Regions from separate parts of the Mus musculus genome. Here all the other regions are linked to region 1. A link is a loop called in an ENCODE intact Hi-C map of the cell type or tissue named here. Cell type or tissue: left cerebral cortex. All regions are shown on one strand. Links, peaks and the distances in the headings refer to the core of each region. The heading gives the core; the rest is flanking DNA.

Region 1 (10,029 bases), core at 3,965-7,964:
CCTATGACTGGGTCACCTGATCCATTTTCCCCTCTGCTCTAGCTAAATATACATGTCTCCAAGATAGGAAACACAATAGAAACATCTGCTTGGGGCCACATTCTGTTTGTAAACTGCCAAGCAGCAGGCTAGATCCAGATTACATACCAGTTTTGTTTACTCGATCCATTTTTCTTTCTTTCTTTCTTTCTTTCTTTCTTTCTTTCTTTCTTTCTTTCTTCCTTCCTTTTTTTTTTTTTTTTTGGTAAGGGGAGGGGCTATTGAGTTAGATACCCACAGTTAAGATCCAGGAGACTTCATGATGTTACATCATCATCTAGACATCTGTTTCTGTTGATGATCTGGAAAAATATGACTGCAGTTGATTTGGGCTTCCATGCCCCCCCCCCATTCCCTACTGCTGTGATCGTCATCATCAGACCCGACACACTAATGTCGCCCCCCCCACTGCTGTTTGCATCCTGTTTACACCCCTATTCCTCCACTTCCTCTCATTCCATCCATTCATGTTACTTTCATGGCTTACAGGCATCTGGGACGGAGGAGAGGTAGTTGAGGGGATGATTATAGTCTGAGCTCAGGAACTCCTTGTCCTCTACAGGATCCCAGGTAGGTGCTTTGGGGGATCTGTGAGCTACTATGTAGGTGCAACGTCCTCAGTTGTGTGGATGGGATCTGAAAAAGCACTGGCATCACAACGTGTGCCACACAAAGCCAACTCTATTTGTCCAGATCATCAATAATAGTCTCATTTGACTCAAACTCAATATATATTAACAACTTGAAGAGCACAGACCCATATTTCAAGCGTTCTTCCTTCTAGAAACTTCACTGGAAATTCTCCTGTTAGTCACTCCTGTTAGTTACGATCTATACCAGAAATGTCTAGACCGTGAGAGGGAAAGTTGTTGACAATGCTTCCAGGAAAATGAGCAGACGTCATTCTTCTCAGCCTGTAATGCCTGCTAGTGAGCCCATGTAAAATGTGCCTTGGGCTCCAGTGATTGTCCTAAAGTGGCTAGCCACTCTTAGGGTGTGCTTGGCACCTTTTTGTGGAAGTTTTAGGCAGATTGGAGAGACCTATACAATTTAGTTACTTCTAAGACGTAGCTTTCCCCTTCACTTTGACTTTAGGCTCATCCCTGCAAGCTGAAGCCAACCAACAAAGATGACCATATTGGACTACCACCTCCCTTTGACCTGTGGGATCCAGGGTATGGCAATTATGATCGGGTTCTCCGAGTCTTCAGACCATGCTCTTCTTTTTGAGAACCCCCACTAGCTAATTTGGGTTAAAGATTTTTCTTTTGTGTTTTTTTTTCCCCTTAAGCTGAGTCACTCCTTCACACTAGCTAGAACATTGTATTATCTATGCAAAACATGGGGGAGGGGATGCCACCACTGATGATCAAACCAGTTTCTACAACTAGCTAAGACCAATCTCATTGTAGCAGTAGTAAATTTCACACTTGGCATTTGGATAAGGAACAAAGAAAGTTTGGGGGCATTTCAAAATAATGAAAACGCAGGCTTTTGAAATGCAAAAATCTAAATCCCTTTCAGGGAAGCAAATTACACAGTAGTGCATAGGAAAATAAAAAAGATGAAGGGAGGGGCTGAGGTATCAGGAGCACGAAGTAAAAATGTTTAATTGGTAAAGATCCAGAGAGGTGACCGTTAGACGCCTTACCCTTAGATAGAGCCACACGTGTACTCATCAAAGATGAGAGGGAAAGCCACTGGCTCTATTTCTTTGACAAAGATGCACCAATGTGGCAGAAAGGGTGGGCATGGGCTTGCTAATAACCCATTCTCCTGCACCACTCAACCTAGATGATGCCATTGCTCACTGCAGACAGAGCCCTGGTAGGAGACCCAGGGCATGCGATTTTGACAGGCTTTATGATAGCAAGAAGAAACAAGAACTCAGAGGCAGAGGGGGCTGATGTATTATTTACAGCTAACACTTGAATAGGGTCCACTGCAGGGGTTAGTTCAAAGACTGTGCCTGGAGGGCTGTGGAATTAAGACAGACATCTTTGAATTCTCCCTATCACCTTTTCTTTTTCCTTTCTTTTCTTTTTTCTGCTGGGGAACCCTGCCAGCGCTGGAGCAGCATGCAAGCCTCTCATCTTACTGAGCTGCCATCTGCCTGGCCCCCTATTCACCTTTCCCCCTGGCCCAGAAGAGGCCTAGCTCCAGTAGGTCAAAATTGGTGAGGCTGACATCAGGGGCACCTCACAGGTGGCGGCAGGTCAGGTAGGTACGAAGATGGCAAGATACGCCTATAGCCACTCGTGTGCAAGAACACACACGCACACACCCCTGAACTCACTCACGGTGGGGAGGGAGGAGGGACTTGAGGAGTCTGATCCAAAGGGAACAAAGGCTGCTGCTTCTGCAGTGAGCCGAAGGACTGGTGACAGGCGGACAGCGAAGGGAAATGCAGGCAAAGTGTGAAAACCCACAGCAATTGCTGCCAGAGAGCATATGCATCGGACTTCACAGCTTCCTCCTGTTTCCAGCTTACATTTGCTCCATATGCTGCTTCACACAGCTTTCTGGGGGCCATAATGGGTTTTATTCCGTAGTTTTTATACTAACAGGAATGACTCACATCTGCTCCACTACCCAATTTGCTCTCTAATGTCTTCGCCTGTGAGGAGAGAACGGCTTATACAGAACTTCACAACGACAGTAGTGGCCACAGAGAGTCCAAATTTGGGGATAAAGAAAGGCTAGACCCTTAAATGCTTCAGCCCAGGGTTGGGGGTTGGGGGGGTTCTCTGTAAGAATGTCACACTACACAGGGGCAAATTGGACCTCAGAGATACGAACGGGCTGAAGAATTGTGACCAGGAGGTAGGCTCTATTTAGGTGGAATGAGACTCCTAATTCAGAGCAGATTTTTATTTTGTTTTGTTTTCTTACAAAATTGCTCAGAGATTTTTCTCCCTATCTTGGTTGTGATGAGAAAGAAGTAGTTTGGGTTAGTCACCAATGATATAGCTCATCTACCCTGTGGGGTCACCAGGGCTCTGTGCTGTTTAGGCTGATGTGTGTGTATGTGTGTGTTTTCTTGTGTGAGTGTATGTGCACAGGCATGTGAAGACCATAGGATAACCTTGGGTGCTTTTCTTCAGTATCATCCATCTTGTGTTTTTGAGACACAGTCTTTCACTGGCCTGGAATTTCTCAAGCAGACTAGGATAGCTGGCCAGTGAACTTGTATTGACTTACCCGTCTCTGCCTCCTCAGCGGTGGGTGTACAAGAATTCAGTTTCTTTCTTTAAGTGAGTCTAGGAATTAGACTCAGAACCTTGTGCTTGCAAAGCAACCACTGTACAGACTGAGTCATTGCCATGCCCCTAACTCCGTTATTAAAAGAACTTTGACTATCTGCCCAAGCTTGGAGAACTCTAAGATACACTGGAGTGAGACCTACCATGCTGGGACCTGCCTGGAGATTTTTTTTCTGGCTTCCAAAACTTAGAAGACTCACCTGTAGTGTCCTCCCATTTGTAATGGCACTTACTGGCCTAAAAGCCTAGACCAACATATTCTATAGTTGGGTCGGTTAATTGCACTTAGCAAAATCGGAGCCTTTAGAAATCTTTCAAGGCCCAGGGACTCTTCCCCATGTGAGAGGAGGACAAAATAGTGATTCAAGAGCAAGAGCTTTAGAAGAATATCTTTGTTCTTCCCAGTGTTACGTACTCTCCCGCGGAGCTGTTTCACCCCAGGGCCTTGGTTTCCCCGTATGCCAGTCTGAGTGAAGCAGGCGTGTGAGGCTGCACCATCTCAGGAGCTTGGCGGTGGTGTTGTGTAACTGTCTGCCATCTGTTACTCAGAAACAGCCCCACAAAGCGCTGAGCAATGGACTCCGCTGCTGCAGCTCCTGCCTGGCGCTCATCAGCGAGTCTACAGCTTGCTCGGGAGGTTCTCGGCAGAGCTGACACAGAACACTTTGCAGGCCCAGGACTGGGACTCTAGGGTGAGGCTCTTGGAAGAGATCCAGAGAGCTCAGAAAGCTGCGGGAGTAGGTGCTCTTGCCACTCGCCAATGCTCCTTGGACAGTTATTCACCGAGGCCTTTGCCTGCTTAAACAACATCTGGAGAGAGTGGACCCAACCTTTCAGAGGCTACGGGTCCAATAGAGACAAGTGTGAGATGCCAGCAGGGCTCTGGGGGCTGACAAGCCTTTTCTGGCTGATTGATTTCCAACCTCAAATTTCTTACCTACATCTCCGCTCCAGAGCCTTTGCCTTATGGCCGAAAGACAAGGTATCAAACACCGGAGCTGTTGGGGGGTGGGGGACACCTCTGTTTCTGAGCAAGTGTCTGGAGGGCTCCATGGCACTGGAGGAGGAATTCTGGAGAACTGACTGGTACCTTTCTCACCTGCAGTCGAGTGTGGGTGCTACCCCTATACTAAGCTCCAGTCTGTGAGTGAAGACAGCAGGGAGCATGCCGCTGGGCCACTCGGTGTCATTCTCACTTGGAGAAACTTGGAGCATCCCTGTAACTAAAACAAGGACTCCAGTGGCCAGGGCTCTGCAGACTTCGCAAAAACTTCCACCTTTTCTCTCTGAACTCTGAGGTAACGCAGCATTCACATCTGAAGATGAGGCACAGTCTTAAGACTTAAGGAAGGGAGAGGCTGACGCTGTGATTTGCCCTGTTGGTTGGGTAGGCTAGGCTAGAAACCACACCTCCCTATTCTAGAGATATGGTTAGAAATTCATCCAGCCCACCTGAGGCCTGTATGGAAACTGGAGTCAGAACTGTTCCTGTCTCTAAATCCAAGTGACTTTAGTCTGTAGCTGGAAGATGTATTCCTTAAAGGCAACTGGGAAAGGGATTTGGGGAGCTACTCCCACACACCCCAGGGCCACCTTTCACAAAACTTCCGGTGGTTGTGCTAACATTAGACCCTTTTTTTCTGGCAAGCCCCAGAAAAAGGGCTTATTTTTACAAGGAGAAAAAAAAAATCCTCAGGGATTTACTTTTGCCTTAATTTTTAAAAGGACATCTTTCGAGTTAAATTTAGACCAGCTCAGTTTTCCATTAAGAGAAAGTTGCCAGGCACCTACCTGCTCAAAGGCAAAGAATACCCTGGGGAGATGGCTGAACTCGACCTTGGCCCTGAAATGGTCAAGTCTGAACTTGAGACAACATCTGGGTCAACCAACCCTACTATCCCAGTGATGGCTCCCGGCTAGCGAACCCTCCTGTGAGCACCATGTGCAGAGCCCCGCAGCAAACAGAAACTCCTCCCCGGTAGTGCCTCACCTGGCGCGGGCTAGTCCTTAAGTATCAGCTTGCTTGATACAAGTCAGTATCCTATAACCGGTCCCCGCCCAACCCCTCCCAGCACAACCCTAGCCCAGGATGGTCCCAGAGCTGCATCCAAGGTCCCTCAACCGCAGGGTGCTCCACGGTCGGCGGGAGGCGGTAGCGCCCCCGCTCAGAGCCCGGTTCGCTCCCGCCCCGCTCTCCCTCGGAGTCAGTCTGTCTGTCGGGCCCGCCCTCCCTCCGCGCTCCCTCCTCCTCGTGCTCCTCCGGGGGTGCCGGGCACAGCCTCGGATTCCACCTTCCCGGCTGCTCGAGTCAGTTTCCCTCGCGGCAGCAGCGGGCAAAGGCAGCCGCGGCGCACAGCAGCATCGCAGCGGCCGCCGCGGCTCTCCGTTTGGAGCGGGCGCCGGGCTGAGCTGCCCCTCGTCCCTGCCCGGCCGCGTCTCTAGTCTCCGGCGCCCCTCGCCGCTCCGTTCCCGGCTGTGGCTTCTCTCCGAAGCGGGCGGGGCAGGATCCCGCCATCCAACATCGGGATCCCAGGAGCAGCGTTTCTCCTAGAGCGAGGCGCTCGGCAGACTCGTGCCCCGCCACCCCTGACCGCCGGGGGGTGCCCCAGGGACGCGTCGCCACCAAGAGAAGCAGGCAGAGGGGACCATGCGGCGGCTGACTCGCCGCTTGGCGCTGCCCATCTTTGGGGTGCTCTGGATCACCGTACTGCTGTTCTTCTGGGTCACCAAGAGGAAGTTGGAGGTGCCGCTGGGACCCGAAGTGCAGACCCCCAAGGTATGCCGTTTCGTGGCGCACAGGGCACAGGGCACCGGGCACTGGCAGGTGGAAGGGTGCGTGGTCCACGCACTGGGATTGAGGGTTCAAATGCAGGGGTGTCGAGGTGCTGCGATGGGGAACAGGCGCGGGATGCGGCCATGGGGAGGTGCTTGTGGAATTTAAGAAGCTTGGGGCGTCTCCATATCTTTGGCGTGTGTAAGTGGCAGTGGGCGTGGGTGGTGGGCGCGCGCTCGCAGACAGAGCCGGGCTCCCAACTTAACTAGCAGTCCGGTGGCCAAGGGGGCGCTGCGGACTAGCTACTTTGGGACTGGCGGTCGGTGGGTGCCGCTGGAGGGTCACTGGAGGTTGCTGGGTGAGCGATGCTGGCACCCATGAGAAGTCTGGTGGATTTGCGGACTCCTTCCCTTTGCTGCCAGGCCCCAGAGGAGGAGACGATGACCCGGGTGCTGTGCGCACGTGAACAGCACTAGCGACCCCCCTGGAGGCCTCCCAGCCTTCCCTACCCACCTGGCCTGGCCTGGTGCCACCGGCTCTGTGAACTGTTCCCCAGTTCATTTGCTGCGTTGGAAGTTGAATGCGCTCAGGACAGCACGGAGGAGCCCATAAGAACAGAAACCTTCCTACTGGCAGGGAGTTGTGGAAATGGGAATCCAAGTGGCTTTCCCAACTCTTGTCCAGTCGGTGCAGCCCAGAGGAGTGGAAGGTTCCCCCTACTGGCTCTCTCTTGAGATTCAGAGCCCCTGTCTTTCTTTTCCACAGCCTTGACCAGGGGAAACAGAGCGAGGCTTCTGGGGATTTGCTGGCAGCTAAGCAACCTTTATGAGCCCAGGGCAATCTCTAGGAGTGGGAAAAGACCTTGGAGGAGCCTGTAGTCGGAAAGAGGAAGACATGAACATCTCTGTGTTAAGTAGGAGTGGATCTCACCGATAAGTACAGTAGGGAGGGCCTACTGTGTGCTAAGTGCATAGTTGGTGTTTTCTTCATAAGGAGTTGTTTAATATTGTTCTTATTTCATAGATGGGGAAACAGGCCAAGAGTCTTTAATTAACTCGTCTTAGATCGTTCTGGGTTTGAACTCAGACCTCCACAGAATTTTCCCACTTGGATCCCAATAGACTCTTCTTTTAACCAAAGTACATTTTAAACCAAAGTTTTGGAATCTTGCCAATATTAGTTGATCGAAATAAGCATTTAGTTTAGCACCCATGGAGCTAGGCTCGGTGCCATTGGATGCAGAGATGCAGGATTTTCTCCTTGGTGGAGGGTGGTCTGCTCATCAGTGGTCCAGGACACGCAGGATTGATAGTCAAGTGGGGTCACTGCACTGGGTGTCATGGGAGCCCGGCCACTGCTGGAGGAGGTACAATAGGTGAGTTGAGAAGGATGGATCAGTGGCCCGTAGGCAGAGCACATTCCAAATAGAGAATAAGCCAGCTTTGAAGGAACAAGACAGCATGAAGCCTGTGGCGGTCAGAGGAATGAGACAGGGACAGTGTGTGTGTGGGTCTAGTCAGGAAGGACCATGGAAGCTGTGGGTGGTTAAGCAGGGTAGTGATGCGATCGATTGGTATGTCCATCAGGCAGCCTTTATAGTCCAGGATCTATTTCCTTAATGTTGCAGACCCTGACCACGAATCTGTAGGTGTTTTTCTTACTTTTCCCTAGGCGGTTCTGCTCTGTGTGATGCAGTTAATGATGCCTGCAGGGACATGAACTTTCTCTGTTTTGTGCTGAATCTCATTACCTCAAGCTGACTTATTCTTCGTTTTGCCCCAGGGATCTGGGGCAAGGGCTCTTTTTCCTTTGGGGCAGACTTTGTCTTTACTCCTCTCCTGCTCTTTATCCCGGTCTGTGCTCAACACAGAGTGACTGCTGGCAGCCAGGTACCAGGCACAGTGCTAGGCTTGAGTGCTGCTCTGAGGGGTCTGTCCTGTCAGTTTGGAGTGTGTGACACAAACTTTGGGGAGTTCCTTGCTGATGTAGGATCACAAGCAGACGATAGTCCCATATCAGGAATCTGTCTAAAACCGTGTTCCTGTCTCAACATTTCACTCACGCCGTATTTTGTATAGTTCTCCAAAGCCTCAATTATTCTATAGGTCTGGAAATCTTAACACATTTTACTACTAGGTGTACCCTTCCCCTATTTTTGGTTACTATTTTTCTAGATCCTATTTTTCACTAATATGTGTCTACCTATGTGTCTTGCGTAAATTTTAAAATATATTTATAGATGAGCATTCCCCCTGGATCTGTGTGTGTGTGTGTGTGTGTGTGTGTGTGTGTGTGTGTGTGTGTCTGAGGGTTACTATAGCTGTGATAAAATACCATGACAAAAAACAAGTTGGGGAGAGGAAGGTCTATTTATTGTACACTTTCGTATCAATGTTCGTCACCACAGGAAATCAGGACAGGAACTCAAACAGGGCAGGAACTTGGAGGCAGAAACTGATGCAGAGACCACGAAGGGGTGCTGCTTACTGGCTTGCTCTCCATAGCTTGCTTAGCCTGCTTTCGTATAGAACCCAGGAATAGCACCCACCCACAATGGATTGGACCCCTCCTCATTGTCTTAGTTTGGGTTTTACTGCTGTGAACAAACACAATGACATTTAATTGGGGACGGTTTGCAGGTTCAGAGGTTCAGTCCATCATCATCAAGGTGAGAGCGTGGCAGTGTCCAGGTAGGCATGGTGCAAGAGGAACTGATAGTTCTCCATCTTCATCTGAAGACCGCTAGGAGAAGACTGGCTTCCAGGCAGCTAGGGCAAGGGTCTTAAAGCCTATGCCCACAGTAAGGCACTTCCTCCAATAATGCCACACCTCCAAATAGGGTCCTTCCCTGATCCAAGCATAATTAAACCATCACACCCATCAACCACTAATTACAAAAATGCCCTACAGCCTTGTCTACAGCCCAGATAGCAACCTTATAGAGGCAGTGTCTCAATTAAGGTTCCTACCTCTCAAATGAGTTTAGTTTGTGTCAAGTTGACATCACAATGTGTATCTCAGGAAAGATGAAAGTGGAACAGTTTTATTTCCTGGGATTTGTATGAGCAGAAACTTTGTGTGACACAGAACACAAGTATTCTTAAGGAACACAGTAGTTCCCTCCAACTGGAGTGCAGGTTACAGTCACCTGGAGAGCTTGCTTGGCACAGAGATTTTTGGGTTTATTACAGAAGTTATGATTCTGTGGATTTGGGAGAAGGTCCTAGAGTTACTACTTCCACAAATGAGTCATGTGACTGTAAAACAGCCTTCGGGTAGATGGGGTAGAGAACCACCTGTGGAGAGTTCCAAGTGTGCGTGTGTGTGTGTGTGTGTGTGTGCAAGCATGTTTGGCTGTATGAGTGCAAGCACACATGTGCCATGTGGTACGTGAAAGTGTCAGCGAACGGTATTGGATGTGGTCCTTGCCTTCCATCCAGCCTGTACGGTGAAGAATGGATTGCTGTAGAGGACATACCCCTGAGGAAAAGGGTACAACCCAACGCTGGAAAAGTGGGTAGGCAGCAGCAAGGCTTGTCTGTTTACATCAGTGGTTCTCACCCTTCCTAACATTGTGACCCTTTAATAGTTTCTCCTGTTGTGGTGACCCCCGAACCATAAAATTATTTTCATTGCTACTTCATAACTAATAACATAGTGACATAGTAATTTTGCTACTGCTATGAATCATAATGTAAATATATGCTATGCAGGATATCTGGTATTTGGTCCCTATAAAAGGGTCATTTTGGCCTTGACACCCACAGGTTGAGAACTCCTGATTTAGATTCTTTTAACCTATCTGAGAAGCATTCTTTCCTCCTGGGTGTAGACAGGACCCTTTACGGAATGAAGGGCTTAGCTCTCCTATCAGACAAGGTAGGTCAGAGAGTTTCTTTATGGCCATCTTTAACATACAGCGTGTGTTAGATTAATCTTTTGAAGCTGTATGGC
Region 2 (10,029 bases), core at 3,607-7,606, 320 kb after region 1:
CTCTGTCGCCTGGGGTTTCCTGAGATGTTTCCATCAGTTAAGCTCTAGGAATGCTCTGAGGCTGGGAAACTGGGAGGCTGTAAGTGTCAAAGGATGAGAGGCTGGTAGGCTGGGGAAAGCATGAGAGGCTAAGAGAAGAATGGGAAGATGGGAGAATGGAGGCTGGGTTCATGTGCCAGAACAGTGGGAAAGAGGGTGGTGTGGCCGCCATGCCTGCTGACCCACAGAAGGAATCTTCCTCACTCTGGGCTCCCATGCCAAGTTGTCAGTCTCCTTGGCAGCCAGCACTGAAGCTAAACCCCATCACTGGCAGACGATAGCTAGTTCTATTCTGAGCTCTCACTTCTCTGGCACCTGCTGCAGAGCTGAGATGCTTCACTGCTTCTAAATCCGAGCCTGATTTCTTTCATGTCTCCCACTCCCTTGGCCAGTTGGTAGATTAGAGATTATCTCAGAGGATGGGAGATACTTGCGTACTCCCATCCCTTTCAGGCCTGATTAAGGGGACAGCACATGGGTTACTCACAGGCAAGATTTCCAGCCTCGAAGCCAGGGCTAGCACAGAAACCCATAAGTGTTGCCCAGCTCCTCAAGTTTGACTTAGAGCCTCAGTTTCCTTTTCTGCAAATGGAACCCACTCTTATCTTTATGAAGATGTTGCTTGTCAGCATGACTGGATCTGTAATAAACTACAGATAAGATCATGGGCAGACCTGGAGGAGATTACCTTCATCACATTAATTGATGTGGGAAGGTCCATTTTAGCTGTGGATAGCGTTATTCCCTGGCAGGGGGCTCCCACACTGTATAAAATGGAGAAAGCGAACTGATCACATGCATGAACCCCTCTAATCGCAATGACGGGTGTGATGTAACTCACTGAAAGTCCCCTGCTGCCCCGAATCCCCACTGTGATAGACTATACCTTGAACTGTGAGCTAAAACAGTTCCTTTCTCTCTGAGGTTGCTTTTGTCAAAGTCTCTACACAGCAACAGGAGAAGAAACTACAAGAATCATGCTCTGAGGAGACGCCTGGGAGATGTAACCCCCCCATCCATGGCTTTTAGGGCTACAAGGGACTGGGATCTTCCTGTGGGGTCTGAGGCATGAACAGAACTCAGGCCAAGCCTCACCCAGAAGTTTAGCTCCATCTTCAAGACCTGTCCTCAGTGTCCACTCTCACACTGGCACGAGGTCCCTCAAGCTCTCCTGAGAGAATAAGTCTATGTGCAAAGGCCCCCCTTTTCCCACCTCACTATCCCTTGCTTCTTCTCTGTCCACATCCCTTTGCTTTCATTTTCTCTCTTTCTTCTTTCTTTCCCTCCTTCCTCTCTCCCATCTTTCTCTGAGCCTAGTCCTGCACTCTCCTTGGCTCTGTCTGACTGGCCTCTCTCTCTTCCTCCTTGCCTCCCTCCTTCTTTTTCTCTCACTACAGCTCTAAGGTATGTCAAGGTGGCAGATAGCTGGAAGTGGTTTGCTCTGGGTGTTTTTCCGCCAGAGAGTAGTTAAGTGCCTTATTTTCTCCACCCTGGTGACTAAATTATTCTCCGTGTGTTAAACAGTGTAATTAAACACACACACATGAGAGTGAGCGGGCTCCTTCCCCCCACCCTTCCTTGTTCCTTGTCAGCAGAGAGAGTGTCAGCCCCAGCCTTCAAGCTCTGTTAGTTTTAATTTGAGTTGTGGAATTAGTAATGGGTTTTGCTGTAACACTGTTGTGGGAAATAGATCGCTCCTTGTGCAGGGTTTGGGCACCATTTCAAATGAGTATTTGTTAAGGGGAAAGCCGTCCTTTGTCGTGTTCTGCAACATTACATCAGATTTATTTCCATTGTTCTGAAAAACACCAACCAGGAGAGGGCTATGCACATCACTCTTGGGCAAGCAACAATTGAACATGGCTTCCTGTTCCTGGCTGACTTGGAAAAAAATGTAAAGAACTCACCCTTTGTGGCTAGAATATTGCAAGTACTTCCTGTAGGCAGCTCTAGAACAGCCCAGGCACCTGTCACTGGGAAGCCTGAGGGAACAGCTTTCCTGAGCCTGTCATTGGCAGAAAATGACTGAGTGGGTTAGCGGTGGAAAATTGGATGCTGGAGGAACGTAATTGAATGGAGAGAGCCCAGCAGGGCAAAGTTGAGAGAGAACTGTGGGTGGCAAAGATTCGTCTGCATCCTTCCTCAGTCGTCCTCCTCTGCCTGATGAGTCCCTTGGAAGTTCTGTCATGTTCTTCCTTGTTCTGTGACATTTCACGTCATTAGCAGTCTTTTCCTTGGTGCTGTCCAATAAGGCAGCCACTAGTTGCACATAGATGGGCACAGTTAAATGCAATCTAAATGTAAATGAAATGAAATGGAATCAAATTAAAAGTCAGTCACTTGCCCGAAAGCAAGAGTTCAAGGGCCGCGTGTGACTAGCGATTCCTGTGTTGGGTGTGATTGTGTATTAGTCAGCATTCTCTAGGGTGACAAAAACCAAAGGAATGAATATATATTAAAATCAAGCTCATTAGACTGGCTTATGTGATAGTGATAGAGTAATCCAACAATGGCTGTCCCACAGCAGGCAGTCAAGAACCCAGTAGCTGCTCAGGGTCCAGAGATGGTCAACCTTCTGCTTTCCCAGAACAGGCGTGTTCTAGATTTGGGAACCAACCGGGATGCCAGGCTTGGGAACTTGACATTTCCATGCCCTTTCTCCTAGGAAACCCATTAAGATGCTAATCACGGTCTCTAGCTTCTTGCCTGCTTGGCTGGCCTGACTCCAGCCTGTATGACTTGTCTGTACAAGTTCAATAAAGTCTCCCCCTGCTCCAGGTCAAAAAGTCTGCCTGCAGGTGAAGTACTTGCCTTTCTAGACAAATTCCACTCTTTTTTTTTTTGGACACAACAGAGAGAGTAGCAATGGGCCATGTGAAATATAGCCTCCAGTGATAAATCCACACATCCAACACCCTAGGGGGCCAAGAGCACCTTACTATACCAGACCAGAGCCATTCCATCTAGAGCAACACATTAGTTTTGATCCATTTAACCAAGAAGTCAGATATACAAGCTTCTCAAAGTGCAATCTAGGGAAGAGAGAGCCTGCTCACTTTGCACGTGTACCGTTAGCCTTCGTATACGAAAACAGCTTTCTGAGCACCTGGGTCACACTTCATCCTCTTAGGCCTGAGGTCATTTAGAGCTTCGATTCTGTCAGCACTTGGGTGGATGTTCTTCTTGATATCCATTATTAAACATGATGAAAAAGTTACAAAGGCTCTTCCTTTAAATCTCAACACTGGTTTTTGGCAGCTGAGGTAAAAAAAAAAATTACAGTATAGGGATTCCTAGGTAGTCCAGCCTTGCTTATCTGCATCTCTGGGTCAGACTGTGAGCTGTGAATTCTGTTTACTGTGGTGCCTCTGTCTCACTGTGCGATATTGCATAGTGCACCCATATGGCAGTATGCACAGCCTGAACAAGCTAGGCTGCCGCTGCCTTACATGTGCAGAATAAGATGAGATTATTATCAAAATCCCAGTTGTCATTAAAAGACAGGAATGCACACACCTGCACATATGCACACCATACACACACATGCACATACAAACACATATATACACTCACACACACACACACACACACACACAAACATACCACTCTCTCACACATATACATACATGTACTTACATACACACGCATACCACACACACAACATTCACACACATAAATACACACATACCACAATATACACACACACATGTGCACACACAGATGCCCTCTTCTTTCATCATTATTTACTAAATGCTCAAAATGTCCCTTGAGTGTATTTCAGGTTTCTTCTTTCATGTGTTAGATTTGTTAAAGATGCCAGAGAGCTATAAAGATCCTTAAATCAGAAAAATGATAGTGTTAATTACAAATCAACTTTTAAAAAAGAAAGAAAACTCACACCATTTCTTTATATTAAATACCCACAACTGTTAACATTTGGCTCAGTTTATAAAAATCAAATTGATATTTTAATATGTTTGTGTAAATTAGAAGATGGATGTGTTCTTCAAATGACACTGAAAGAAGATAAAGCCACAACCTGGCTGAGGATACTTATGCCATATATACCCAATCAAAGATGCATATGCTGAGAAGATAAGGAAGTCCTAGGAATCAATGAGAAGGACAAGCCAGTGGATAAATGTGCATAGGATATGAATATTCATTTCTCAGGGGACAGAGTACAAATGGAGAAGAAATATATTGAAAAATGTTCAATCTTACCACTAATCAGGGAAACAAATTAAGACCACATGGAGTTGCTATATGCTCACACGAGACGGATACTAATGAGGGGCTTGTCAATACTCAGAATCACTGAAGGTATAGCACTGGAGGCTGGAAAATAACATAGCTGAATTAGACTGCATGTGTGCATATTCTACACCCAAAACTTCCACTCTGAGCGATCTAACCGGGAGACACTTAGGACAAGATAAGCTAAGCATATTTATAGCATAACGTTGCGTTAAAGCAAAGAGAAGAACTTCCATTGTCAATGGAGAGAGTGCGGTATACATTGTAGGTTAAGGTGAGGCGGGGAGGGAAATGAAGTACAATTATTTCTTAACTTATGGGATTAAGAAAGGAAGTGGATGGAGATCATATACGCTGTGTACAGAGTCTAATTTTAAGTACTTTAGGTACAACCTACACATAGCTGTTCGTATTTAAAGTACAAACATTGATGGAATTGACACATGTGATGTCCTCACCACACTCAAGGCGAGCATCAGTGTCACCCTCAAGAGCTGTAATGCATTCACGGTTACCTCTCCATTGATGTGTGACCTCCAAACATTTTCTGCCACAATCACATTAGTTAAATGCATGCATGCAATGTGCTCTCTTGCGCTGCTTTCCTTCACTCAACATGATGAGTTTGAGACTTAGCTATGTTGTTAGGTGTTATAACAAGTATATCTCCCATTAAAGAAACCTTACCATCTTTCCATCCATTCAAATGTTTGCATCCTCAGTACTGTTAGATGCGGCTTGGCCAATCCTTTTTATGCCCACTGACATTCATCCCTTATACCCCAAGGTCCTAATTAATATCCCTCAATAACTTCAGACCTGCAAACTTCTTAGATTATGTAATCAGTGCCGAGAGAGCTGTTGGATCAAACTGGAGTTAGCCAACTACTGCTGCCAACTGATCTAAGTTCCCTACCACCCCTATCCAGACTGATATGAAGGTAACCTAGCCCCTAGTACTCTTGTGTCTGGAGATGAAATCATAAGGAAGAAGTTAGTTATGAAAGACCATGGCCTTGTATAGCAAGGAATTGAGAACACAGAACTGGTCCTCTCTTCTAGCCTCCAGATGGAATCAAGACAATAAAATCTGTTGCTGGTGGGCCCAGTGTGTGACGTTTTGTGATACAGCCCAAGATGACTAAAACAGTCTCCCCCTCAGCAGAGGAGTGTAGAGAAGGTTGGCCTCTAGCCTGATTCATAGCTGTTAAGGTCAGCAGAAGGGAAGGCTTCGTGCCCACCCCCACATACACCTTCCTGAAGCCTGACTCATTGGCTTACACAATTTCTCAGTTTCTACTCATGCCACCATTGATCTTCCTCTCTTGTGCCATTTTTCTTGCTCCCAAGAGAGTCTCAACAGCCAGCCAAACTTGTCCCTGAGCATCAGGCAAGGTTTTCAGTCCTTGCACTTTTTTCTGTTTCTCAGAACAGTGGAGTTGAGTCTTCTCTTGTTTTGCTTCCTCTTTACAGTGTGGGGCAATTGGGGGAGAGAAGAAAGAAAAGAAACCCCAAAGTGACAAAGGAGAAATTTCAAAGGTTCTTTCTGGACATAATAGTAGACACGTCGTCAAGCTCTACAGACGAACAATTTGGAAAGGAGGAGATGCTCTAAGTGTGAAGCATGTGTGTGTGCGCACACGCATGTGTGTATACAAGGGTGCCTATGTGTTAGCTGAATGAACCTCCTTCTCTGTCCTTTCTGTTACCCACCAAGATTCTCCCCTAGAGACGGACATAAAGTCTTACCCTGACTGCAGTGCATTGACAACTGACACTGCCGGGAAAGGGAGAGTCAGTTTTCACAAAGGGTGTAGCCTCTGGTCAGTCAATCATGCAGCAGGTGATGGCCCTACCCAAGTGGGTGTGGGCAGCACACACTGGACTCAGCACAAAGGACAGAAAATGAGCATACAGAATTGAATGAGTAGGAGATAGAGGTGAATCTGGGAGAAGACAGGAGGGAGATATGATCAAAATAGAGTCTTTGAAACTCTCAAAGAAATAATAAAAATATTGTTTTAAATAAACGGGATTTAAAAGCCAGATCCTTTCCCAGAGTGTCCTATGTCCTCCAGCAGCAGATGTCCACCTGCCACTGTGACACTAGACAGCCCCAGCGAGGGAGCAAAGAGTGCAGAACAAATAGGAGAGGTGTGAACACCCTCCAACCTGCATTTGTCAGACCCCTGAGACCCGAGCCTGCCCTTGAGAACAAGCAAGTCCCTTGTCTTAGAAGATGTCAGGCCGCTACATAACCCATTCATGCTCAAATGATAATGGCCATTGTAGTAATAACGCTACCCATCGACTGCTTTCTGTTTACCACTAATGGTGTTACATATTCTATGAGCACAGTTTCTTCTGAGTCCCAGAATGACCCTGTTATGCATGTAGAAAAAAGTGGTCTCCATTTTACAAATCAGGACAGTGACTTTTAAATGGGCATGCCTAAAGTCTGGCCAACCCACTACCTAATAGTGGGCTTGGGGGCTCTCTAGAGTGAGCCAAGGGCTCATCGCCCACTTAGAAGATCTGCGAATGATTCGGACAGAGAAATGGAACTATATCCTTTAAACTTTAATTTTTACATGCAATTATGGGCTCCTTATTAACAATCCCATAATTGTGTTATTAAGGGTAACTACAGTGTGGTTTTTATAAGCTAAAATTAGGTCACTGCTAGACTCTCTCACACACTCCAATTCAGTGTTTGATGGAGAGGCAGGAGGCTGGGTAGTGCTGTGTTGGTTCCCTGGTCTCTGAGCACGCACACAGTTGGCAAACCCACAATTCCCTACCTCTTCATTATTGGGTGTCACTGCCATTCTCCTGAATTGACAAGCAATTTCTATCACTGTTTTTCTGCTCTTGAATGATAGCTTGCTCTTACCTCAGCTCTGGCAGTGTTATTTAATTTGTTGCGGGCTCTCTGTATAACCTCATTGCAGATGCGGAGGCATACAGAATATTTTGGTCTGTTTTTTTTTCTTCCCCAATAACTAAATTGAAGAAACACATATATCATGCTACTGAAAAAAAGCTCAAATTGCCTATATTTAACCATTATTTTAACCTCAGGTTAAACTATATGGCTCTGACTAGATTTAACTATTTTCAATCTGTAACAATGCTAGTTTTACAGAGCTCAGTCTAATAATGCCAATGTAAATTATTCCTATCTTACGTGGGAGAAAATTATAAGTACAATTTCCCTCCGAATGTGCTGGAACAATGACACTTAACTGGTGAGATTCTGCCTGAGAATTTGTGCTATCTCGGTAATTTGCCACATACCACTACCAAGTAACTGCAAGATAATTGCAAAGTTATTTTAAGTTTGCATATGTTTTTCTAGGATTCACAAGTCGTGGCTGTCAGTTCCCTTATAAGTTAGGTCTCTATGTTCTCTCATTCTCTTTCACTGGATTTCTTCACTGTGAAACAGTAGTGAATAGGAACTGTGGACATCAGGATCTTGTGTGCCAACCTGAGTAGACCTTGGTCAAAAAAGCTTCAACAGCAAAACTTTAAGACTTGCAAGAGCTAGTCATATCCCACTAATAAGGTGAATTTGTGACTGAATTGGAGGCCAGCTTCACAGATAGAGGGTGTGAGGTCTGTGTGGTGGGGTTGCATCAGTTATACCTGCATAGTTTGCTGGACAAGAACCCTAAACCTTTATTGACAATGTTTCAAGAAAGTTAGATAGCATTTAATGAACCCCTACTGTATACCAACTTCTTGGTTGGGCCAAATCTTATGTAATACCATTACAAACCCTATAAGTTTGGTACAATCAATCCATTTAGTTGGCAATCTAATAGATTGGTTCCTAGACACCGATGCTAGTTCAATATTGTACATCCAGGATGTAGCTGGCAAAACCCATGTGGCCATTCATGACACCACATCCCCTCTCCTCCTTGTCCAATTCATCATCTAATTGTCTAGGTTCTGCCTGTAAAACAGCCCTGGGCTTTGTCAACCCTCTACTGTCTTCTCCACTAATGCTCCAACACTATCTCTCCCAAGGACAGATGCAGTGGCCTCCAACCTCCTCCAGTCTGCATGAATTCTCACCTTCATCTGGCCACCTACTTTATCTACAGATGCTATCAGAATACAGCATATATGCCAACACACACACACACACATGCATGTACATTCTTGCAGGTGATTGTCAAAACCTCAAACAAAGAAAACAAATGAAAAAAAACCCATATTTTGACTTTTGCCAATCTACTTTTCTAGCTATTTCCCCCACTACTTAACTATTCCAGCCCCAACTAAACCCCACTAAACCTTCCAAATTACTTCCTACTCTCCTACACCCTATGACTTCACAAGCCAGTTTCTGGGGCCCGTGTGCACTTGCTACCTCGGGCAGCTACAACCACTTAAAAAATTACCCAACATTTCTGCTGCTGGTAAATTCTCCCTTCAAGGCCTGATTCAAATGTCACCACCTATGGGAATGTCCTCCCAGACTGTCAGGAGAGTTATACCCCCTCCTCCTTACAGCCACGGGCTTTGTACACAGTTTTAATTGAGCAGTGTCTGTTGAATGATGGCTGGTTGTTGAAATGTCTAATTCATCTTCCTCAGTTGGTAATGAGCCCCTCGGGATAAAGATCATGATGTATTTATCTTTGGATTGCCGACATTCAGAAGAGTGCATGGCACAAGGTCAGTGCTCAATAAATGTTCATTAAATGGACAAATACCCTCAGAGTCTCTGGTGCACATGAGAACACACGGAGAAGCTAATTCAGTTCACCAAGCTGAACACGAACAAGAAATACGGATATTAACTTTTACTTGAGGCTTGCCCACCCAGGGGCTCTATATGTCAGGAATAGCAGAGATCTTAGTCTCAGATCTGATAGAAGTGGGAGGCATCGCAATGTTCTGGCACTCATCATTTTCCTTTCTCTCAACAGAAAGAAAGGACTTCAGACATCTTTCTAGAGCTAGTCATGGCACATGATGCAGAGACCTCCGTGGTCAAGTTCAAGAATCAGGACTTCAGGACCTTACGGGATCATTGCCTGAGCAGGGGTCAGCTGTTTATAGATGATACATTCCCTGCTGCGGCATCTTCCATAGGCGAGAAGCTACTCAGGGGGAAGCACCTTTCGAAACTGGAGTGGAAACGACCAACTTCAAAGGTGAGTGAGCCCCATCTAGGGGCACAGAAAGCTCTGCAAATCTGGAGGCTGTCCACCATGGCATCTCCTTGAGAAAAGACAGTGGTCCAGCCTCATACCCAGCAGGAAAGAAAAGATAAGATTCATCTAATTTCTCTGCTGCAGTCTTAACATCCAGTCCAAGAAATGGGAGAGCTCTGTGCTCAGAGGCAGAGCCTGAACCATGGCTTCTAACGCAGTTCTGATACTGACTGCAGCTAGATTAAAACATCTCAATCCTATGACTGGGAAAATGGCATGTCATGGTTATGGAGGCTGTGCTGGTTGGTCTCTAGGGTCTCTCCGCCTCCTTAATTGAACCTATCTATCAGTCTGTCGCCCTTTATTCTCTTCAGGTGTCAGTGTCTTTATGTTCCTTTCTTCTTACCCACCAGAATTTACTCAAAAGGAATATATCATGTCAGTCATTTATACTACAGGATGAATTTAAATAATTGCTCTGTCTCTCTCTCTTATAATCACATTCTTAGTTTTATAAAAGGCTTGGTCATCCATAAAAGGACTTCAGACATCACAGAAACCT
Region 3 (10,029 bases), core at 3,661-7,660, 410 kb after region 1:
GTAGAAAACAATCCTGAAAGTAAAATATTTAGGACTTGAAAGAAGGGGAGAGCAACTGGGAAGGAAAGCCAGGGACCCTAACACCCATGGGCAAGGACATGTTATATTTGCAGGAGAGATGTCTATGCAAGGTTGTCACTTAATCTGAGCCACACACACTTGAGACAACAGCAGACTGAAGCATGCAGAGGGCAGAGGGCAGAGGGGTCCATCTGGTTTGTCCACAGGAGGACAAAACAGGGGCTGACTCCATGACACTTTTGACTGCTGCAGGCACACACAGGGCTATTATTTTGGGTGAGCTGTGGTTTGAATTCCAGCTGCAGGCAGAGTGGCGCAAATGGGGTAGTGTCTTTTGTGGATCTTGAGGATAAAGCCATTCCCATCTACTGGGAGGGGGGTACCTTCTGAGGGGACCAGTCACGCTCACAGTGGGAAATTCCCAGGCCTATTATCTGTTCCACATAGTAGGAATGGGGTTGGGCCTCCATGCTCACTTGAAGACAGGAACAAACTTTGCTCTCCCTGGGCCCTTTGCTATGAGATTCTGTGTCTTTCTCTAGGACATGTTCCCAGTGGTCACTCGAGGAAACGGCTGTCCCCATGGAGCTGTGCCAACCCCTACGGTCTGCAGCTAAACCTGGTATTTGAAATGGAGTCAAAGATGCCTTCGAAGAGCCTAGACTGAGGTCCTGGCTGAGGCAGGCTCCGATCAACCCTAGGTCATCAGAGCACGTGCTGATATCAGCAGGCACTTGCAGGAAAACAAAACAGGAAACGTTCACTCCTGCTGACATTCCATCCCCTTCCCACACTCTCCCTGGATCCATTTCTTGGGAAAACCAGTCTGATCCAGTTTATGCACCCCCCAGGTGGTGTTGCTGACCCAGGAATGGTCTACTCAGTGCCATTTGCCAAATAACCACATTCTTTTGTAGCTGCAGCAGAGTTGTTTCACAGCTAAATGGCCAAATAAAATTTATTTCTACGAAAAATTCTTGGTGTGAAAGACCCTTGGATCTGGTTTTAAAAGTACAACTGGGGATGGGAATGCTATGCCAAAAAGTAGGCACCTGCTCCTCCTCCTCCTCCCCCTCCCCCTCCCCCTCCCCTCCCCTCCCCCTCCCCCTCCCCCTCTCCCTCTCCCTCTCCCTCTCACTCTCCCTCTCCCTCTCCCTCCCCTCCTCTTCCTCCTTCTCCTCGTTCACCACGTGGTCCTTGGGTATCTCAAAATGATCGTTTAGAATCATGGTCATTTCAAAAGCTCACCAGGCCAGACCCTGCTATGGAGGTTGTGCAGCCTAAGAGCTCAACACTGGAAGCATTTCCCAGGAAGGGATTGTACTGGCTGGTTTCCTCATCTGTGTGATGGAATTCCCCCATACAAAAACTTCAGAGAAGAAAGGTTTATTCCGACTTACTGCATGATGCGATTTTAGTCCGCTGTGGCGGCAAAGGGCTGGCAGTGCCCAGGGAGCATACGGTACGGGCTCCTCACATTGTAGTGGGCTAGGATGCTGAAACAGTAGGACCAGAACCAGGCACCAGGCTATAGAGCCTTCAAATCCCACTTCTAGAGACCTAGACTCCTTATGAACTGGGTCCCCAGCTCCTAAAGGTTCCACAGCCTCCTAAACAGCGCCACCTGCTGGAGAACAGCTATTCATTCTACAAGCTACAAGAGCTTGAGGGATTCAAACCGCAAATGTCTGTGTGTGGAAAGGACAGGAAGATGAAAATCTTCCGACCGTGATTTTGTGAGAAACCCTCACTAGAAAATGGACAGCACTGGCAGGATTGGTCATGCAAGAACAAGGTCACCATTTGGAAGTGACCACATTCACTACACAGACAGCAAACATAGCCATATTACAGGGCGTTGCTCTTGGTCATTTCCCATCCACCGTCATGAAATTTAGAATAAAATAGCTAATGGGCTGGATTGTTCCGTTACATACGATCTTCTGCATGCAAAAATATCGGGGCCGCCCGTGCTCTGTTACAAGAGCAGCTCCAGAAGACCTGAACCAGCCGTTCTGAAGAGCTCAGAGGTGATCCTCTGAATATCTACGTAGAAACTCTAGCACACCTGCTCCCTTGGCTGCCTCAGCCACATGTGACCCTGATCCCCTTCTGGGTTGGCCTGGGTTGGTCATAGGGTCAACAGAGAGCAGCCCTGGGGCTGGCCAGACTTCTTTTTCATTTACTAGACTGCTGTCCACAGCAATTCAGACCAGGATCCTCCCTCCACCTCTGTGGTTGCCTTCTGTGAATACTACACACATCCCGTGAACCTGGAAAAACTGAGAAACAAGCAGGTCTTCATTCCTATTTTGGGGAGGAGCAAAGCCGGAGGAGTCCACCCCCAACCACTGCATATGCGTTTACGGATGCTTTCTGGGACTCAGTTTCCCCCACAAGACCTCCTCTTGTGCCTTCTAAGCTCCACACAAGCACATATCGATGGTGAGCTGCAATTGTATCTGTAATTCTCTCTCGGAAAAGCCATTTTCAGACTTCCAGCCCCTGCCAGATAGGAAAGAATAGAGAGGGGGTGTAAAATGAGCCTGGTGCCAAGAGATAGTCATCTGCACGGGTGGAAAAAGAAGATGGAGAGAAGAAAGGAAAGATGGGGGATGGAAAGACCTGGGAAGGGGACTTCAGAAAAAAAAAAAAAAAAAGGTAGGCAAGGAGCAATATAAGAAAAGCCAGGAGAGAGAGGACGAAATAGAGACCAAAGAGGAGTGTGGGGGAAGACGACCAGCATGCATAGAAGCTGGTAGGGATGTTGGAGATAAAGCTCGCCCACGCCCCACAGGAAATGCATATCTGGTAGAAAGAAAGGTGGTCACCGGAGTTAACTCTCACAACCTCCGAAGCCGAGGCTCCCACATCCTGTTGTGAATAAAAACTCACCTGGAATAACTTGTCTTAGAAAACAAAACAGAACAACACCGACAACAATAAAAATCTTCAGAGATTCTGAACGGGCGAATTCGAACCTAAACTTGGGAATTTGAATTTTTTTAAAGCTCCCTGGGGAATGGACATGCTCCTTGACTGACGCATCACGTATCACTGTTCTTCAACTCCACTGAATCGGGGCATCTCTCTGCCCAGCCACGACAGCCAAAAGGAGTAAAAAGGTCTGTCGACTTCAAGCATAAGGCTTGCTCTATCAGAGGCCCCTCCCTCCACGCCCTCGAGACCCTGGCTCCCTCCCCGGGAGCTCCAAGGCCCCTTCCCACCAGTTCTGCTCATTTTCCCTCTTCCTTCTGGCTAGAGAACTAATGTCCTGGTTGATTTTCTTGCCCTAAACAAGCTAATTAAGCAATAATCCTAACAGAATCCATCACTCTGACAAGGTTGTTGATTAATGGTCCCCCAGCCAAGCCCAAAGTGCTTGATATCCCAGCAGAGCGGTCAATAATCACTGCGGCAGTGGCATGCGGCTGCGGCAGTGTGAGTCTGGCCACATCTGAAGACGACGAATGCTGAATGGGTAATGGGGCTCTATTTTGCAGCCTGATAGAAGGCAGAGGAGGAAAAGAAGGCTGGTTCTCGGACGTGCACAGGCTGGAGTCTCTAGCCACAGGCAGCGGTGCCCATCCTTTTGACGCTGGGGCATGCCATCATCATCTGCAAATGGGTTTGGATACATTGGTTGTTCTCCCACATGCTGCATATGGGACATACCTAGAACTCTGTATCCTTCGATCTGAAACCACAAAATGTCCTCAGAGAACAACTCCGAGTAACTCTGGGCCACCGAAGAACTGCCTGCGTGCAAAGTTGGCGAACACATGGATGCTTCTTTGGTTTTGCGGCTGTGTTGACTCCATAGCTGCTGGGTTATAAGGTGCGACAAGAGAAACAATACTGCCTTTGGGAAGTAGATTTCAGTCCAGGCTGATATACCTATCCATTTTCTGCACCCAGAACATTATTGCAATTCCCTAAGAAGACATAACTTTCTTCAGTGTTGGGAGAATGGTCCTGGATTAAGCAGAATGTGGTGAAATACTGCCCCCTGGTGGTCATAGTTGCTGCTTCAACTCTTCTACCTTCTAAGGTTCCTGGGCCAGCAAGTGTCCAGTGGTCTTTATGAGGACCGTAACCTGGGTATCATCCGAGTTGCCACAGCCAAATATACAACCCTGTGTCCTTCCTAACGTTTCCTTCACTGCCATCTCACGGTTGTCCCAAAGAGGGGGCTAGAATGCTGCAGCTGTCCACTTCTGGGTGGCTCCTGTATGACACACAGAACCATCATCTTCCCACAAAACTATAGGCTCATGCTTTAGAGCAGAAGGCACTGAAGCAGGAGGAGAAAATACACACATTCAGACAACTTGGTGTAACTTGCTTGCACCCGCAGGACCCTCTTGGGCCTGATCATGAATGTATATACCACTTCCACTTGATAATAGATTATTTGTGGACCTGTCCCCATAATCTTTGAATCCACTGTCCCTTTTATGCCCCCAGAAAGAGTCTTGGAAAAGAGCTCTTGACCAAAGAGAGGAAAATCGCCTGCTCCCGACCTATGCTGCCCCTGAGACACACACTGTTTGGGTCTATCACATGCCATGGTATCTTATGTCTATATATGTTTCCAGCTCAGGGCAGCAACAAAGATCAGAGCATACACTGATTGCTCTGTGAATGGTAAGAGCAGAGTTGATGGAGCACAGTGGAAAACAAGGAACATGGTGGCTTAGACAGCCTTAACCCAGAACCACCCAGCCTAAGGCTCAGGTCTGCTCTGCCTCTATTGGGCGATGTCCTAGGGGGAAGGCTTTCTCTGTCTGGGCCCCTTCTCCGAAAAGTAAGACTGATACAAGGACCTCTAAGGTCTATTCTATACATCAGGGTTGGGGAACAAGTTCCTAAGAGTCTAAGCAGCAACTAGCACGGAAGGCAGCATTTAATCACCATGAAAAAGACCCACTGGTTCACTAACAGCCCTAGCGACTCACACTGTCCGGGGCAGTATGCGGGACCGCGCTCTCTCCACACAGCATGGGAGCAGATGCGTCTCTCTCTACCTTGGATGTTTATCGGCATGAAAATGAACAACCTCTTCCACCTACCTGGAGTTAGCCATCATCCCTGGACAGATGCTGGTGAGACAGTGACACCTAGTGGCGAACCTACCAATAACTGTCCAGCCCCACAGCGGGCCCTGCAGGCAAAGAGCCTGCCAGAAGTCTGCTCCGGGCTGTGGTTAACCAAGAGCAGTAACTCACAATGTGAGCATTGGAGGCTGAAGTGGGTCCCTTAAAGTTATGCCTCAGTCTGGCCCTAATTAGTTTCTTCAATTAGTTTGACATGGCCCTTGAAGCCTTCACTTGTTCCCCAAGTCTAATACGGAGTTCTTACCAGATAGGAGTAGCCCAAAGCCCAATAAAGGAATCCTGGATTTCACCTATGTCATTTCTGTCCGCCCCCATCCCCGTATGGCTGTGTAACAGATCAGGCCACTGACTCAGATACTGCATGCAAAGACTTCAGTTCACCCCCAAATGCCATTGTCTGCAGAGGGAAAACAGTAGACACTCGTGGGATAAGGTTTTCCCTAGACGGCAGCAGAGGTCTGTACAGGAGTAACCCGTCCGACACCCCGCCCCCCACCCGGAAGGAAGTGGTAATTGGCTCAGACTGAGGATACAAATTCTAGAGTCGCCATAGCCTCTGATGGTGCGTGGCCACTTTCTCTTATGAAATCATGTTTAGCACCAACCTTCTAAAGGTGAGAGCTGGAGTACTGCCATTTCAAAACACCTGCTATGTCACACCCACAACTTAAATAGGGAAAGCTAACTCACATGCACATGCAATTACCAAGAATAAAAGGCAGTTATTTTCTTTAAAGGATTGACGTTGGGGCCCAGGAGGCTTCCTGCTGGGTACTGGAGACACTCACTGGAGATGGGACCTGGAACTCCCTTGTGCTGTTGGCTACGACACTAAGCCTTGAGATGCCTCGCTATCTCCATCTAGTGGTGATGATGAACATTACACCAGTGGGGAAAGGAGACACAAGCCAAGAATTTCAAAGTCGGCGGGCACTGAAGATTTTGAGTTGAGAGGCAATGCTTGGCTCTGTGTTTTGTATGTCTCTAGTGAATTATAAGTCTTTGAAGTAAAGATTACCATCCATTCTAACACTGGGAAAATAACACTAAAAGCTAAGAGAAGTAACTTGAGATGAGCATGCAATTAGTAATTGCTGAGCTGGTATTTAAACTGATATATGTGTGGATCTGGAGTGTATTTCCACACCCAGCCAGCAGTACCTCTGCCTATAAAGTATTTGGGGCAGTAACTTTTTAAAAATTCTTGAACAACTGATGAGTGAGTTTTATTTCATCCCTTCCGGTCCTTCCAGCTCAGGCTCTCTCTCTCTATCTCTCTCTCTCTCTCTCTCTATCCCTATCTCTATCTCTATCTCTATCTCTATCTCTATCTCTATCTCTATCTCTATCTCTATCTCTATCTCTATCTCTATCTCTATCTCTCTCTGGAAAGACAGACCATGAGGCAGTTATCCTATGGGGGCAACGGCACTGAAAACAGACTCACTGGGGGACTTTGTGAAGGCTATCCTGGGCCTGCTCCAGACAGTCTTGTGATAGACCTGGAGTGCTGGTGGAAGCCTGGACACCCTCTGAAGTCACTGCTGTTCCCCGGGGGAAGATCATTGTCCCTAGCTTAGAAGTGGCAGTGAAGCATTGCCTAGTGATTGCAGGAGGGGAAGATGTCAGGCACCTCACAGGAAAACCAAAAGTGACGCCTGGTGTCGGCAGAGGAAATCTAATAGTGGCTGAAGTCCTGCTTCATGAGTTGTAGTAATGCCTCTAACAAACGCAAACTGGTTGCTGTTTGTCAGGCTGCTGGACGAGAGAACTGGGCTTTGAGACCCCCCCCCCCCCGGCCTCTGTCTGGCAGCCCCATCTGGCATACTTTAAAGATGGGAGGTTCTTCAGAGTTGAGCATCTCACTTGGGGATGAGGGATGCCAGCTGCTGAACACAGCTGTGGTGCAATGGGAATTATGTTATGGTCTCTGGTTCCTAAGCCCCCTTCCTGGCCTTAAACCACAATTATCAGCTCAGGAAACAGGGCTGTGCCCAAAGCCATGAGCTAAGAGGGTAAAACATAGATGGTTGCTTCAGAGCTACACTCTTTCCACTGGTCTACACAAACACTTATGGGGAAAGTCTAGGCTGGCTGCCCACAGTCCAGTCTACACAGGCTGAGCCATTGTGGACTGGAATGGCTGGACAACATACAGGGAGGCGGAGCTTGACCAGAATAAGCCAGAAATGCCCTAAAGGAGCAAGAACGGATGTTTACCTTATACCCTGAGTCTTTGGGGTACCTAGAGATGAGGGAGAAATAGCCTAGGAGAAGGTCTGGATACACCTTCCTGTGGTGCAGATATCTGATTTCATGGTAATCGACGCATGTTAATGTTCTGATGTCTGATATCTGAGTCAGTCACTATAGGAATGTCTCCAGCCCCAACCTATCTGGTCACTCCATTCAGCAGGCAACTCACACTCTCTGTGAGAAAGCCCATGAGTGTGAGTTAACAGGAAACCACTTACTACAAAAGAAAGCCAATGTAGGTTTATCTGCAAACCCCACAGGTGGAAGCTCCACTCAGCAGCTGGCCCGTACCCGTCATGGTGGACCCTCCTCAAGAAGCCACAAGGCTGGGTATAAAATCCTGAAGATCCAGGCTAGAATCCCAGCCACCTCCTCCCGTGTGACCTTCATCTTAACTTCTGGTCCCCAGCTGTTCGCCTCTGTAAGTAGATGCTAAAAGATACAATCTCTTGTGTCGTGACTTTAATGCCCAGGGTAACCTGCAACAGAATCTGTGGACTTTGGGGGATAATGAGGTGCCAATGTTGGCGCATCTGTTGCATCAAAAGGGCCATCCTGGTAGGAGATATTGAAGTTCAGGCAGGCTGGGAGCAGGTAAAAACAAAAGGAAGTCTACACTCTCTGCTTAATTTTGTTGTGACCCTAAAACCTCCTAGGGAAAAGGTAGTCTTTTAAAGTGTACATCTAGTGGACATCTTAAGGTTAATATGAGAACGACATAAGATGATGTTGTCAAAAGGCCTCATCTGATCTTGGTGACACTGTGGGACCCACAGTAGCGGAATGATGGGTTATCGTCCTCTCATGAGCACAAATGCTTCCACAGCAAGGGGAGATGGCCAGCTCCGTCATATCACCTCCCACAGGAAGCCTCTGGGGTGGGAATGGGTATAAGAACCAAGGAGCAGAGACGGTGACTGCCTGAAAGAGGCCTTCCCTTCATCCCTGGATCCCTGCGTCCCTGTTACAGTTCCTTCTGGGTACTGCTCAGCAAAGCATCAAGAGAAAGGGCTGGTGTCTGGAGACTTAAATATCAGTTCTGACTTCATGTTTAAATATATGTATGGGCTTTGTCATCATCTCTGTTGCCTCAGTATACTGAGAATCCCTGGAAAGGATTTCTTCATTCTGTCAATACATTTCCAGGGCCCCAAGTATGAGCCAGGCGACATCTAAGACTTATTTCTCTTGCAACAACCTACATATGGTTTTTAAAAATGACATGGCAGTGCACTGGAAGAAAAGAAAATAGAAAAGGCACGCTGCGCAGAGCTGCAAGCATAGACACCTCCATCATCTCCTGCCCACCCTGGAGCTGGTGTGCTCTTCCCTCCCTTGCCTCTCGAACCTGCACTGTTGTGGGAGCTATGAATGTGAGTCTTTTGGACCACATTTGGATTGCATGGAGGACTGCAGGGCTATGGTCTTGCCCTCAGTGTCTGTTCACCGCTGATCCATCTCCAGTCTCTGCAAAGAGGTCAACATGAAGCCAGGGCAGGCGTGGATGCTTCCTGGACAACAAATCTTAGTTTTGCTCATGTCTTCCTCTCTGGCCTCACCTGTCTTTCCTGGGAGATGCCCTTAGCCCAGATCCTGTAGAGCAGAGGTTCTCAGCCTTCCTAGAGCTGAGACCCTTTAATACAGTTAGGTCGTGGTGACCACCAGTCATAACATTATTTTTGATGCCAATTCACAATTGTAATTTTGCTACTATGAAGCATGATGTAAATATCATGTTTTCCCTGGTCTTAGGTGACCAACCCTGTGAAAGGGTCACTCACAGGGGTAGTGACCCACTGGTTGGGAATCACTGTTGTAGAGGGATCCAGAGATTCTTCAGGGGAGCCATAACATAGAGGGACAAGTGTTGGCTTTTTGGTTTAGCTATGTTATTGGCTTCTTATGCCTGGAACCCCTATTCCACCCTAATCCCTTCCAACCCCCAACACTAGGACGGAGAGAACGAAGGTTAGAAAGGAAAGGGGACATAGAGCTCTTTAGACTACCTCCTGCTGATTAGGGGCATCAGGTTCCTAGAGACAAATCCAATCTTCATCGGCAGAATATCCAGGAAGCCAGCAATCCAGCAAATGCAACAGGAGGAATGAGCAGCAGCTGGGGTGGGGGGCGGGGGGGGCGGGGGTGCGGGGGGGGGGGAGCAACGGGACCAGCGTGGGGGGGGGGTGAGGAGCAGCGGGACCTGCGGGGGGTGGGGCACAGCAGCAGCGGGACCAGCGCGGGGCGGGGGGTGGGGGGGAGCCAGAAAGGGAGCAACAGCCGGACCAGGGGGTGGCAGCGGGACCAGCAGGGGGAAGGGGCAGCGGGACCATCAGGGGAGGGGGAGGCAGCAGCAGCCGGACCATCAAGGGGCAAAGGGGGCAGAAGCTGCCTCAGGCCCTGTTAGTGCCCTCCCGTTATACCCACTCCAGAATCCCCATAATTAAACTCTCTGCAGCTAACACACACACACACACACACAGCATGAGACAATCCTAATTAACTGCTGTGGACAAACTGAAGCAGCCCCACATCCCACACCTGAGATTAAAACAAAAACATATCCCCACAACATAACTGTCATTTAAAACAACCCAAACTTCTCACTACAGCTAAGCGGTGAACTTTGGTTCGAAGC

What was found. A loop is a pair of places that touch in the nucleus more often than their neighbours do. Peaks named below come from ENCODE experiments on the same cell type or tissue, not always from the same donor. Only the 100,000 strongest peaks of a DNase experiment are listed, where the experiment ranks them.
Region 2: a loop joins it to region 1, with 3.0 times the contacts of the local background. A loop is called at or near these places in 4 of 42 quality-filtered maps.
Region 3: it touches region 1 in a loop (8-fold over the local background); 7 of 42 quality-filtered maps call a loop at or near these places.

Annotation. Positions count from the first base shown.
Region 1 is chr17:73,705,980-73,716,008 of GRCm38, reverse strand. It overlaps Galnt14 (polypeptide N-acetylgalactosaminyltransferase 14), which reads left to right and starts at 5,558. Exons shown (of 15, transcript NM_027864.2): 1 at 5,558-6,078. The coding sequence starts at 5,950. Gm52320 (a long non-coding RNA gene) reads left to right here and starts at 8,363. Exons shown (of 2, transcript XR_003952420.1): 1 at 8,363-10,029. In left cerebral cortex, for the core only: a CTCF peak has its summit at 5,897; DNase peaks (open chromatin) are centred at 5,599, 5,867, 6,280, 6,698 and 1 more place; H3K4me3 peaks cover 2,775 bases; H3K27ac peaks cover 2,006 bases.
Region 2 is chr17:73,382,261-73,392,289 of GRCm38, reverse strand. Capn13 (calpain 13) reads left to right here. Exons shown (of 23, transcript NM_001033444.2): 2 at 9,240-9,467. The coding sequence starts at 9,276. Among named protein-coding and RNA genes, the nearest start is that of Capn13, 12 kb to the left of the region's middle. In left cerebral cortex, for the core only: no CTCF peak of the experiment used is centred there; a DNase peak (open chromatin) is centred at 5,470.
Region 3 is chr17:73,297,422-73,307,450 of GRCm38, reverse strand. It overlaps Capn13 (calpain 13), which reads left to right. Exons shown (of 23, transcript NM_001033444.2): 23 at 564-987. Among named protein-coding and RNA genes, the nearest start is that of E330032C10Rik, 51 kb to the right of the region's middle. In left cerebral cortex, for the core only: CTCF peaks have their summits at 4,039 (motif pointing left), 5,168 (motif pointing left) and 6,012 (motif pointing left); DNase peaks (open chromatin) are centred at 4,020, 5,153 and 5,996.